Linked DNA regions of Homo sapiens: region 2 is linked to region 1. The links are chromatin contacts, found by Hi-C or POLR2A ChIA-PET in ENCODE. All regions are on one chromosome and are shown on one strand. The core of a region is the stretch at or near the end of the contact, and the rest is flanking DNA. Distances in the headings are between cores, read along the strand shown. Region 1 holds the start of GMPR (guanosine monophosphate reductase). Region 2 overlaps ATXN1 (ataxin 1).

Region 1 (6,233 bases), core at 1,260-3,759:
CCCCAAGCCAGGAGGGGGTTTGTTTTGGGAACGTGCTGTTCTCATCTTTGTTTCAAAGTTAAACTATAAACTCAATTCCTCCCATAGTTAGTTCAACCTACACCCAGGAATGAACAAGGACACCTTGGCGGTTAAAAGCAAGATGGAGTCAGTTAGGTCAGATTTCTTTCACTGTTGTCATTTTCCTATGTCAGATTTTTCTCACTGTCATAATTTTTGCAAAGCCGGTTTTAGAAGAATCAGGGACTCAGGCTGACTCTAACAGGAGTATGATTTTGTGTCAGAGAAGAGGGCAGTTATAGAGGAATGTTCCAGAGGGAGAGGGAATGGAATGTGTAAAATGAACTTCTCTGTCTATTCTAATAAAAGGAGGGCTAGCCAGAAAGAAAGAGAACCAGAGGGAAAGAGCAAGGACAACCTACAGAAGCTTCTCCTTTAAGACCATGTATGAAACAATGAATAAAGCCCTCATCCACGCTGGCAGATGCTTAACAAGGTCAGTTTCTCTTCCCTTTAAGGATAATAATTTAAAAATAATCATACCATCTAGTAATTATATTTTACCTCTATTTAATCTTTAAAAGATCAGAATTAGGTTTCCTTTCCGTACTTCACAAATAAGCAGCACATCTGGCCAGCTCCCAAGAATTCGTCAAGGGTTATAAACATTGCATGGGCTGGACTAATTGTGGCTACTTTCATTCTCTCTGATAAGTTTCATTTCCTTCCCTGAAACTTCATGAACTTCCTTTGGGGTATAGCTAATGAAACCATGTGGGATGGGCTGAGACCTTTATCATCTTCAGACATTTGTGTTAAATTGAATATTGTGATGTATCTTTTATGGTCAGCCTTATCACATGCTAGCTCAAGGAGAACAGTTGCTAGCTCAGTTCGAGGCTGCAGAAAAATGGAAGAGAATGAAAGATGATTCTTGCCTTTGTGCAGTTAGCATTCTAGTTTGAAAATACAAACACAATGCACATAATGTAACATGTGACTACAAATCTGTAACTACCATGCATTGAGCAACTACTATGGGACAGACATTGTGCTTACATAAACACACACACTTTAATTCTCACAAAAACCAGGGAGGAGATAGGGTTAACCCCCCCTCCTGCCCCCACCCCTTTTATGAGAAAACTGAGACTTAGAGAAATTGACTCCCCTAAGGTCACCTAGCTAGACAGTGGTGGAACCAGGTTTCAAACTCAGGCAGAGATGTTCCAGGACAAAAGCAGCTTCAGTGAATAGTTGTAGCAAGTTTTAAGGACTGAGAAATTTATATTGAATTTTTCTGCGGCCTTAGGCAAGTTATTTCATTTATAGAAGCCTCGTTTTTCCTTATCTGTGAAATGGCTCTTTCTTCATTGGGTTGTTCTGAGAGTGAATGAGATGATGCATGAAGCCCGGCAGCACATTTCAAATGTATAATAAAAGGTCGGTAAGGTCAATAAGTGAATCAATGAACTCACATCACTGGTAACCCCTCGAACTCACATCACTGGTAACCCTCAGAGGGGACTCAGGCTCCTCAAATCTCAGGATCTGCGTCGACTACAGACCTCACTGTTTTTCTTAAACAAAAATCCTGAAATCCAGGCTGGGCGCAGTGGCTCACGCCAGTAGTCCCAACACTGGGAAGCTGAGGCGGGAGGATTGCTTGAACCCAGTAGTTCAAGACCAGCCTGGGCAACACAGTGAGACCTTGTCTCTTAACAACAAGTCCAAAGGGAATCATGGCCTCCACAATCCCAGTACAGCTAAACAGTTAACTGCCCACGTTCTTTTCCTTAATTCTATACAACCTCCCTGGGGTTTCTGGTTCTTTGGCAAGTGAGAGACGTGCTCCTCAACACTGGGTGAGCACACCGGGCTTGAATTTTAAAAAAGGAGAATCCGCCGGGCACGGTGGCTCACGCCTGTAATCCCAGCACTTTGGGAGGCCGAGGCAGGCGGATCACTTGAGGTCAGGGGCTCGAGACCAGCTTGGGCAATATGGTGAAACCCCGCCTCTAGGAAATAATTTTTAAAATAAGCTGGGTGTGGCGGCGTGCGCCTGTACTCGAGGAGGCTGAGGCATGAGAATCGTTTGAGCCCAGGAAGTCGAGGCTGCGATGAGCGGCGATAGCGCCACTCACTCCAGCCTGAGCGACAGTGAGACTGTCTCAAAAAAAAAAAAAAAAAAGTAAAAGCTCTCAGGGAGCGACTTTTCCCTTGGATAAGGCAGCCACACGCTAAGTCCCCTCTCCATCGGGGACCCTGGGGACAAACAGAACGGTGCGCATTTCCCTCCCCCGTCCCCATTCGGTCACTGCCACGGGCTGTACACCTGAGGGGGAAGGACGGGGGCGGCGGCGCGAGGAGGAAGGGCTTCGCCGCCAATCTGTCCCTAACCAGTCTGCCTCTCAACCCCTGCCTGAGGCGGAGGCGGTGCCCGGGGCGGGCCAAGCGTGACCGCGGGTCGGCGGGGCGTGTTTAAGACCGCGGCGTGCGCACCCGGCCCACGCCAGCTCCCGGCCGCGGCACAGCAGCCCCGGCGCTCCCCGCGCCGCCCCGCGCAGGCGCCCCCGCCCCGCCGTCGCCGCCGCCGCAGCCAGGAGCCGCTGCACCATGCCCCGCATAGATGCGGACCTCAAGCTCGACTTCAAGGATGTCCTGCTCCGACCTAAGCGGAGCAGCCTCAAGAGCCGAGCCGAGGTGGGGGACGTTCGGAAGTCGCAGTGGGGTGGGATTTTTTTTTCCGGGTGGCGCGGGGCAAGTGGGTGGAAGGGGGTGGCACCGGGTTACCCTGCCTGCTTTGGTGTTTGAGACTGGGGCGCTGCGCCCCCGTTCCCGCGCCCCAGCACCTGCCAGGACGTGAGGTGTCTTTAAGGGCGGTGATACGGGGGCCCATGAAATTCTCTACACGTCGGTCCCGTTGGGTGGCCTAGGGGAAGTTCACAGTGAAACTCGACCACAGATGAGCGAGATCCAGTGGCCAGTTGGTTTAGAAGGAATAGGGGTACGAGGGCGCTTATAGCAAGAAAAGGAAACTGGAGCTAGGGGAGAGAGGACGAGAAAAACAACTGCAGATCCCGGTGATTTTTGGCTGCGTCTCCTAGTGCTGATAATTGCTGCTGCTTTCGCTTCGGGTCCAGCGGTGGAACTTCGTGAACGCGTCTGAAAAACCAGAACCCAGGGCACAAGTTCAGGGTTTCCTTTCTGAGTTTGGCGGCCTTGCTGGCAGTGGGGCTTGGGGACTCAGCGGTACTGGACAGCCCGCGGTCCCAGCCTAGCCCTGGAGAAGAGTTTCGAAAGCTTTGGGGTGAGAGAGGTGGGGGCGAATTGGAAGCCTCGGGCATTTCCCTGGTTCTGCCTGGATGTCCTCAAATCCTAAGGAACAGGTGGAGACCGGACTGGAAATAGCCTGAGGCTGGGGGAAGGGAGGCCAGTCCCTGAAGGATAAACTAGTTGCCTGAAAGGCAGAGTGCCCCGGGGTGGTGTGCGCTGGTGACTGGCTTTGCTGAGAGCTGGAGAGGAAGGTGAGGAAACCGGACACGGTTGAAGGCTGGGGCTGAAGGAGTAAACACGAGGAGGCTGGGCCAACCTGCACAGCTCCGTCCACTCAGCTCCACAAACAAGACCATAAATAAATCCCCTCAGCAAAGAAGTCCGCTGCCCACTCCGGTGCCAGGCCTAACTGCAGTGCCTGGGGCTGCCAGCCGAGGGCTTGCTTGGATTGGGGAAGCCTCCGCGTTAGCCAATGACTAAACCAAGTGGCCTTCTGTAAGCAGCAGCATTGGCTGGTTTGGAGCCCGGCAGGACTGGAGGACGTAGGGGAGGAATGATTAAAACTTATCGCCCCAGATTGGGTGACCCTGTGCCTGTCCCTCATGACCTTTCAGGTGCTAAAGAGGGGGCCTCTCTTGGAACAAAAACAGTTTGGAGGGCAGGCCTGGGCCTCTGGAAGCATGAGCTGTAGCCAATTCCTAAGGCAAGACCAAGATGAAATAGGGGGATTCTGGATGTGCTAATAATTTGGTGGCCTCAATATTCTTTAAATATTCAAAATGTATTTAGAAGAGAGAAACTCATTTTTCAGAAAATTGGATGTTCAAAACAAAGATATACCTATTTTCTGAACCAGAAAACATGTTGAGAAGGTAAAATATTGAACATTAATGTAATAGGGCCAGGCACAGTAGCTCACACCTGTAATCCCAGCACTTTAGGAACCTGAGGTGGAAGGATTGCTTGAGGCCAGGAGTTCGAGGCCAGCCTAGGCAACAAAGCAAGACCTCAGCTCTACAAAAATTTAAAAAATCAGCCAGGGCAGTTGTGCACACCTCTAGTCCCAGCTATTTGGAAGGCTGAGGCGGGAGGATGGCTTGAGCCCACGAGCTGGAGATTACAACAAAAATTTAAAAAATTAGGGCAGTGGTGCTCACCTGTAGTCCCAGCTACTTGGAAGGCTGAGGCGGGAGGATGGCTTGAGCCCAGGAGCTGGAGGTTACAGTGAGCTATGATGGTGCCACTGCACTTCAGCCTGGACAACCCTGTCTCTAAAGCTAAAATGAAATTTATGTAATAGAATGAATTACTCCTTCTCGGGGAATACTATCACATCATGCGACAATGTCATGCAACACTTGGCTTCATAATTTGGGCAGATTGTAACTAATGTTCCAGTTTGGGATAGCATCTTTGCAATCTTCATGTACACATTGCAGTGAGAACTCAGTGCCCTTGAGGAGTCTCTTTTGTATTTTTATGTTCGTGGGAGTTTGCCAGCCACGGGCCTGGAGACTCAGGTTAACCAGCATTGCCTTTCTAATCGGTTGCCGTGATGGTTTAGCTCCCTGATGCGTGAGGCTGCTGCCTGGCTGGCCACCCCCATGATCTGACTTTACTTGCCTCGGTGGCGTTGAGGGATCTAGTTAGGCCTCCCTAATCCCCTCTCAATGTTTTCTCAGTTTGCTTGTTGATGCCTGAAATTTTTCACAGGCAGATAAAAACTTTTCCTTGCACAATCAGAAGCTTAAAATATGTGCATCCTGGCAGAAGTAATATCTGGAGGCAAATTGGAAACTGAAGGGTAGATGACCGACATTGAGCCTAACAGCAGATTTGTACAGAGCCAGGAAAGAGAACGTACACCCTGGGAGTAGAGTCTGGCTGAGGGAGGAGGGTTTTGACAGCTGATGATGGGCTTATCCTCGTGACAGTTTTGCTAAGAGCCAGGCCCAGCAATGGATCATCAGGCTATAGCAGGAAACGGACAGTAAGAGTGATCTCCCCCTCAGAAGCTTCAGGACTCCTGCAAGGACATTTCCACCAGCCTTCCATAAATGAACATGAATGAGATGAATCTGAGGTCACCTCTGAGAGGCAAAGAATACAGGTAGCAGTGGCCCAGGTGGCCTTCGCCTGGATTCTCCAGGGAGGCATTCATCTCTCAAATGTCCAGCCCCTGGCATGGAAGAATAAAGCGCCACAGGGTCATGTGGGGACATTTGGATAATCTTTTTCTGAGAAGTGATGAGTTTGTGGATTGAGACAAGACCTTTGTTTTCATCTGTTACGCTGGGGAGCCTGCATTCTCCCTGAGTGTTTTCTTCCTTAGTACCCATTTCTGGCTCTAACATTCTACTCTAGTCCTTAAGCTAGTAAGAATGTACTTATTTATTTATTTATTTAGAGACGGAGTCTCACTCTGTCACCCAGGCTGGAGTGCAGTGGTGTGATCTTGGCTCGCTGCAACCTCCGCCTCCTGGGTTCAAGCGATTCTCCTTCCTCAGGCTCCCGAGAAGCTGGGATTACAGGCACCTACCACGCTCTGCTAATTTTTGTATTTTTAGTAGAGATGGGGTTTCACCGTGTTGGCCAGGCTGGTCTTGAACTCTTGACTTCAGGTGATCTGCCTGCCTCAGACTCCCAAAGTGCCGGGATTACAGGTGTGAGCCACTGCACCCAGCTGATAAGAATTAAAACAAAAACAAAAAATAAACCCCTAAAAAACTTATTAATAAATTATCAGGCATTGAAGAGAATCGCAGCAAATTACTCATTTTGTTTAAGGACAGAGAAGACACAACAGATGTTCAGTCTGCTTAAAACTTCATAGCAGTTTTTTCCCCAGCAGTCCCGTGAGAAGAGTTCTGGTCTAGCTTTCACCGTCTGCTACTGGTTGGCCTGAGGGGGATGAGAACATGGCAGAGTGGCTGGGAGGAAGGATACCTGTGTTTTAG
Region 2 (6,233 bases), core at 2,540-5,039, 94 kb after region 1:
GATGCTGGGAAAGGGAAGAGGGCAGTGACAAAGGGAAAAGGAAAGGGAGGAGAAAGGGAAGGAGGGAAAGGACATCAGAACATGAGCACCGGGGAAAGAACATCTTTGGCAAGATTAAGACTAGGCCCTGGACTCGGTGTGAACTCCCATAACCCAATCATACCCCAAGCACTGAAGCAGAGAAAACACTAGCCAACACTTTGGGAGGCCGAGGCAGGCAGATCACGAGGTCAGGAGATTAAGACCATCCTGGCTAACATGGTGAAACCCCGTCTCTACCAAAAATAAAAAATAAAAAACAAATTTAGCCTGGTGTAACATTAGCTGGCACACGGCTGTAGTCCCAGCTACTTGAGAGGCTGAGGCAGGAGAATTGCTTGAACCCAGGAGGCAGAGGTTGCAGTGAGCCGAGATTGCACCATTGTACTCCAGCCTGGGCAACAGAGCGACACTCTGTCTCCAAAAACGAAACAAAACAACAACAACAAAAACAAAAACACTAGCCGTGGCAGCTGCACATTATAAAGGAAGATTATGAAGACACTGGGCAAGTGAACACTGTAACACATATATTTTTTAATGGAGTTAACAACTCCCCTAAGATGTTCTCAATACCCTCTCTCCTGTTTTTTTTTCTCCTTTTCTTCTTCAAGGGCAGATGATGCAGTTCTTAAATTTCCTTTTCAGAAATGTTGGTTCCATTTCTCACCTCTCCTTTGCCTGGCTGGAACATAAAATGAAGCCCTTGGAGAGCATGACACCAGCTGGACCCTGCCCTCAGAGCCAGGCACTGAGAAAAAGCAGGTTAGCAGTGAAAGTCCAGAACAGTCCTTGCACTCGATTTCTGAATCCTCATCTGCCAGAGCCACTACTCTCCAAGATTCCCCTTAGCTCTGGGTCCACACTGGACCTACGATTTCCTCTCCCTAATACACACACACACAAACACACACACACACGCCAACTCAGCAGAGGCCGCCAGAAATAATCCTGTTCTCTGCAAGTTTCAAAAGAATTCCCAGTACAGCCACTCATATGATGACGGAGTGAGACTGTTAAAAACCGAATTTGATTATGGTTAAAAAACCCAAATACCATACAAAAATAGGGCTAGTGCACTGAATGTTTTCTCAGTGGGTTACATGCTTGGTTTGTCCATCTCTCTCTTCCTTTTCAAGTTGTCATTGAAGTTCCCCTTCACACCGTCCCCTTTCTCATTGGAAAGTAACAACTCGCCATTAACACTAGAGACGACAGCTCTTTCAGACAAATCAGATCAGTGTGTTCAAACCTGGACATACAAATGGTGACCCTGGAGCCAGTTCTTATGGTCAAGTATCTCAGTCTCTTACTAACCACTGAAGTCTGAGTTACTGCTGCTGTGTGGGCAAACCAATGCCCAACAGACAAGAGGCCAAATATCAGTGGAACTGACATGACCCAGGCTAGCAAGCAGCGGATGTGATTGCTTCCACAGGTAGCAGCTGTAGGTATGCACAGTGCAACATGCTGTGATTCTGAGAGCTGTGGGATTGGGCTTTGGGAATTCCACACCCTTGGGTTTTGGTATCTCACATCCAGACCCTCTTTTCAATGATCTGATTTTCTTTCTTTCTTTCTTTCTTTCTTTGGAGAGATGGGGTCTTGCTATGTTAACCAGGCTGGTCTTGAAATCCTGGCCTCAAGAAATCCTCCTTCCTTGGCCTCCCAAAGTGCTAGGATTCCAGGCATGAGCCACTGTGTGTAGCCAATGATCCGATTTTAAAACAAACACAATAAAGTAGCGGCCTTCAGCATTCAATCCTTGTCCATGTTGGAGCAACACTGAAATCCCTACTGAAACATAACCCCCTTTCTCTACTCTGCCCCCTACTTTGTAACTATTTTTTAGAGGGGGCAATGATTTTTTTCCTTCCTTCCTTCCTTTTTTTTTTTTTTTTTTTGAAAAGGTCTTGCTTCGTTGCTCAGACTGAAGTGCAGTGGCGTGATCTCGGCTTGCTGCAACCTGTGCCTCCTGGGCTCAAGTGATCCTCCCACCTCAGCCTCCCAGGTAGCTGGGACTACAGGTGCACGCCACCACACCCGGCTAATTTTTGTACTTTTTGTAGAGGTGGGGTTTTGCCATGTTGGCCAGGCTGGTCTTGAACAGGCCTCAGTGATCCACCCACTTGGCCTCCCGGTGCTGGGATTACAGGCATGAGCCACTGCAGCCAGCTTGGAAGGGGCAATGATTTAATGGCCCTTATTGGTTTTGCTCCAACATCATCAATGAACATCATAATGAAATGACAAATGATACAACAGAAAGTTCTCAATCCTTAATGATTTTGATCAGATATCTAGGAAGGTGCAGGTTTAGAAATTTGGTGTCTCGATATCAAAGGACATTTCAGTAAGAATAGAATTTCTCATATGACAAGAGAGGCGCTTAAAGACTGGGACGGAAATGAAAAATAAGGTTAAAAAAACCCTAAAACACTTATGCTGAAGAAATGAAGTGTTGAAGGAGTAATGTCACTTATTTACTCTCGCAACCCAGGTGTTTTTTTTTTGAGATGGAGTCTCACTCTGTCGCCCAGGCTGGAGGGCAATGTGCCAATCTCGGCTCACTGCAACCTCCGCCTCCCGGGTTCAAGCGATTCTCCTGCCTCAGCCTCCTGAGTAGCTGGGATTATAGGCGGCTGCCGCCATGCCTGGCTAATTTTTGTATTTTTAGTAGAGGCGGAGTTTCACCATGTTGGCCAGGCTGGTCTCGAACTCCTGACCTCAAATGATCCACCAGCCTCTACCTCCCAAAGTGCTGGGATTACAGGCGTGAGCCACTGCGCCCTGCCCACCTAGGGTTTTTGTAAGTGACAAATAACTGTGTTCTGTACAGCCTTCCCTTGTAAAAAGAAGTTCTAATAATGAACTTTTATCTTTAAATTTCAAGACTCACTCTTAAGAAAGGGAATGCCAAACGCTCCCACATTTCCATACCAACGAGCAAGGAAAACTCATGCGTGAGACCTACTCAGAGAGAACCAGTCCATGCGCCCCCTGCTGGCCCTCCTGCAGCACTGATCCAATAAAACCCCACAGGGTTTCATGAGGGATATTTATGCAAGAGTGATGTGTCAGAATGCAAAATGAGAACATTTGCATATAGTAGGCCCAGCCAGTAAGGGAATAGGTTAATTAGCCCAAGGCAGCACTAGGGAAGAAAAAGCAGCGGCATAAAAGTCCTTTCAAAGCCAAGTAAAATGTCAAACACATTCAGGAAGGGTCTATTAGCAATGCAAATGTAACATTGCCTGTACAATTGAATGCACAATACACAAAACTAGAAAACTCCTCTGAAGGTACTTCTTTAGGAAGCCAGCTTTCGTAAATTTGAAAAAGAATGCTGACTTGGTTCTCAGTAGTGCTCAGGTTTAATTATACTGTTTATTTGAGAGACATCGGCTTAGTCAGCCCTGAAGACTCACTGGACTGGTCTTCTGCGAAATGATTGCTAAGACATATTGGCCTTAACACACAAATCCAAATTTATTCTTCTGAAAACTTATCCATTGATAAACAGCATCTTTTCCAGAGATTGCCAATGAGAAATCAAGGACACAATGATTAAGACAGCAGTTGCAGCGAGCTGGGGCCAAACCGATAAAAGTTTCCACCCATCCTCCTCCTACATTTAGGGCTATTTACCAGTGCAGCACGGAGCAGACAGGGCTCTCTAACGCTGAGGTATGTGTCCCTTCTCTGGGCCCCGTAAGCTTTCAGTACTGATAAGGGGAAACCCACGGGTAGAGATTGGGTCTTGCTGTATTTTCAATGAACCACCAGAGGGCGCCCCAGGATGGCACCACATTCCTGGTCTATCGGGTGATCATGGGACTAAACAACAAAGAAGTAACTTATGAAGGTGGAAAAGTAGATTTGGAAAATAAGGAAGAGAGAAAAAGAAACGAAAGAAGAAAAAAGAAAAAAGGAGAGTGGGATTTCTGCTCTTAGAGTCTCTAGTTGCAGACAACTGGCCTCTGTGTCCTGAATTGCCCTCCCAGGGGACCCCCGAGGAGTTTATCTCTGGAAGCACCTGCCACAACAAAAAGATTTCTTCCAAACATGGGGCCATGCACAATTATATCAATGCCAAATTACCAGAGAGCCACATATGCAGATCGCACTGTTTAAACATTCCTATTGGAAAAGGGAAATTGGAGGGAGAGTTAATAGATGAATCAAGACAAATGTATTTAGAGTTTGCTACCCATGGTTTGCCTGATAATCACTGTTCTGAATACATTCATCTTAAGCCGCTTTAGAGCTACATTAACTATCTCTCTATCATAATTTCTAAATTTAGCCCAGTGGTATAAGGCTTTGCTAGTCGAAGTGTGGTCCTCCGACCCGTGACATCAGCATCCTCTGCAAGTTTGCTGGAAATGCAGACTCTCAGGCCCCACCCAGTCCTGCATTTTAACAAGATATCCAGATGATTCTATGCACAGTAAGGTTTGAGAAACCCTAGCAGCTATCCGATTAAATTTTCTACTGCTAAACTCTTAAGCAAATTAAACATCTCTAGCCTCTTCCTAATGGAGCAGGCACTGGGAAACCAAACTAGGTGTTGTACGTAAACACAGAGTTGATGGAGCCTCGGAGATAAACATCTAATATTTAGGTGATGCTCCACTGCTTCCTCTGGGGTCATCTAAACCTAATACGGCTGCAAATAACAAATGCTGCTTTTCTTCTGGTTCTTTACACAACTGCAGAGAAATATACTTTAAAAAGGCTATTATCATAAATTTTATACACAACTCAATCATTCCCAGGAAGAAAAATGAAATTTAACAAAGGAAGCTCCACACTTCTTTCTTTGCTATAATTTCATTTCGAGAAATTTTTTGCTATTACCATGGATTCAGACTGCTTGGGAAGTGATAGGAAAATGAGATGCTTCTGTGCTAGGGATGTGGGGAATATATGCCCACTGACTGCAAGTCCAGTAAATAGCAGCCAACTGCTCAGAATGGAAGATGCTCTTAGAATTTGATATATAAACTCCTAAAAATACATCTTAAACCTAGGGCAAGAAAATGGGTTGCTTTTCCTACACCCCCAATCCTGTGCTTCTCAGTTTGAATGAACCCATGGCTGCCTGGCCTGTATATCTATGGACAAACAGGGCACGGTTTCAGCTTTAAAGAAGAGGAAGAGCAGGCTGATGAGCTTGTGCCAGGACTGGAAAAACTACGTATGCAAACACTGAAGAGGGCAGAATACCTGGGTGTGAGGACAGAGGTTACTTGGGCATGTCAAGGATTCTCAAAGTGCTGACTCACCAATCTCCTTCCAGCTTTATTACATCACTAAACTGGAAGGCCTGTGTGGTGCACTGGCAGAAAGCACTTCATTTTGGCCAAGCATTAAAAACAGGTCCAAACCCGACATGCTTGGAGTATCTAGAATGGAGAAAGGTGGATTGGATGATAGCTATAATTAGATGCCTTTATGGTTGACTGAACAGGCATGCCCCCAAAGTGGATCACACATTCATTCATCAAACACTCATTCCGTTTCTAGTATGTATGACGGGGACCTCAATTGTTCAATGTCAGTGTGAAGCAAATGGTATGCCAGAACTCTATTTTTAGTTCTGTTCTATTCAATACTAATACAGTGTTTTGGTTATCATATTTCGAAGTAACAGAAGGCTAGAAGGGATATATGTTGCGAATAAGATTCAAATATATCTTAAGAAGCCGGAAGTGATGGTACCAAACCAGGAAAATTAAGATCAATGAGAATAAATGTAAATGCCTGCCCTTGGTTTCAACAGCTCAATTAGCCTACTAGCAGGGTTGAAGAGATCTGGTTTAATAATGGTTTCAATGAAAGAGCCCAGAAAGTTTTTGTTTGACTATACACTCAATATGAACAACCATTTGGTAGGGTTCTTAAAAAGTATAGTAATTATAACCTTCATTAAAAAAAATATAATGTTCAGGCTGGGTTCAGTGGCTCACACCTGTAATCCCAGCACTTTGGGAGCCCAGGAGCTCAAGGCCAGCCTGGACAACATATCGAGATCCTGTCTCTACAAAAAATAAAAAAAATTAGCTAGGCATGGTGGTTTGCATCTGTGGTCCTAGCTACCCAGGAGGCTAAGGCAGGAGGATTGCTTGAGCCCAGGAGGTTGAGGCTGCAGTGAGCCATGATTGCTCCACTGCACTCCAGCCTAGGTGATA

The links. Hi-C counts contacts between places; a loop is a spot of excess contacts on that map. ChIA-PET counts read pairs that join two places held with the same protein, here RNA polymerase II (POLR2A). Pooled maps may share reads with other maps.
Region 2: a loop to region 1 is called in a map of dorsolateral prefrontal cortex, with 5 times the contacts of the local background. The contact joins the enhancer-like site here to the promoter of GMPR in region 1. A Hi-C loop is called at or near these places in 37 of 168 maps with a recorded cell type or tissue (CD8-positive, alpha-beta T cell, K562, MCF 10A and 22 more), 15 of 37 single-sample maps with no recorded cell type and 38 of 50 pooled maps. POLR2A ChIA-PET finds 5 or more read pairs at or near these places in 6 of 52 experiments (B cell, BJ, HCT116 and 3 more).

Annotation. Positions count from the first base shown.
Region 1 is chr6:16,236,078-16,242,310 of GRCh38, forward strand. It overlaps GMPR (guanosine monophosphate reductase), which reads left to right and starts at 2,510. Exons shown (of 9, transcript NM_006877.4): 1 at 2,510-2,703. The coding sequence starts at 2,617. RefSeq lists silencers at 2,293-2,392, 2,513-2,612.
Region 2 is chr6:16,328,467-16,334,699 of GRCh38, forward strand. It overlaps ATXN1 (ataxin 1), which reads right to left. Exons shown (of 8, transcript NM_001128164.2): 7 at 1-4. Among named protein-coding and RNA genes, the nearest start is that of GMPR, 93 kb to the left of the region's middle. RefSeq lists an enhancer at 3,632-3,926 and a silencer at 3,632-3,926. Within about 2 kb of position 3,790, at least 9 of the 41 ENCODE cell types and tissues checked have a DNase peak (open chromatin) inside an H3K27ac peak, as active enhancers do; they include B cell, PC-3, PC-9 and 4 more, where a contact is called at or near this core.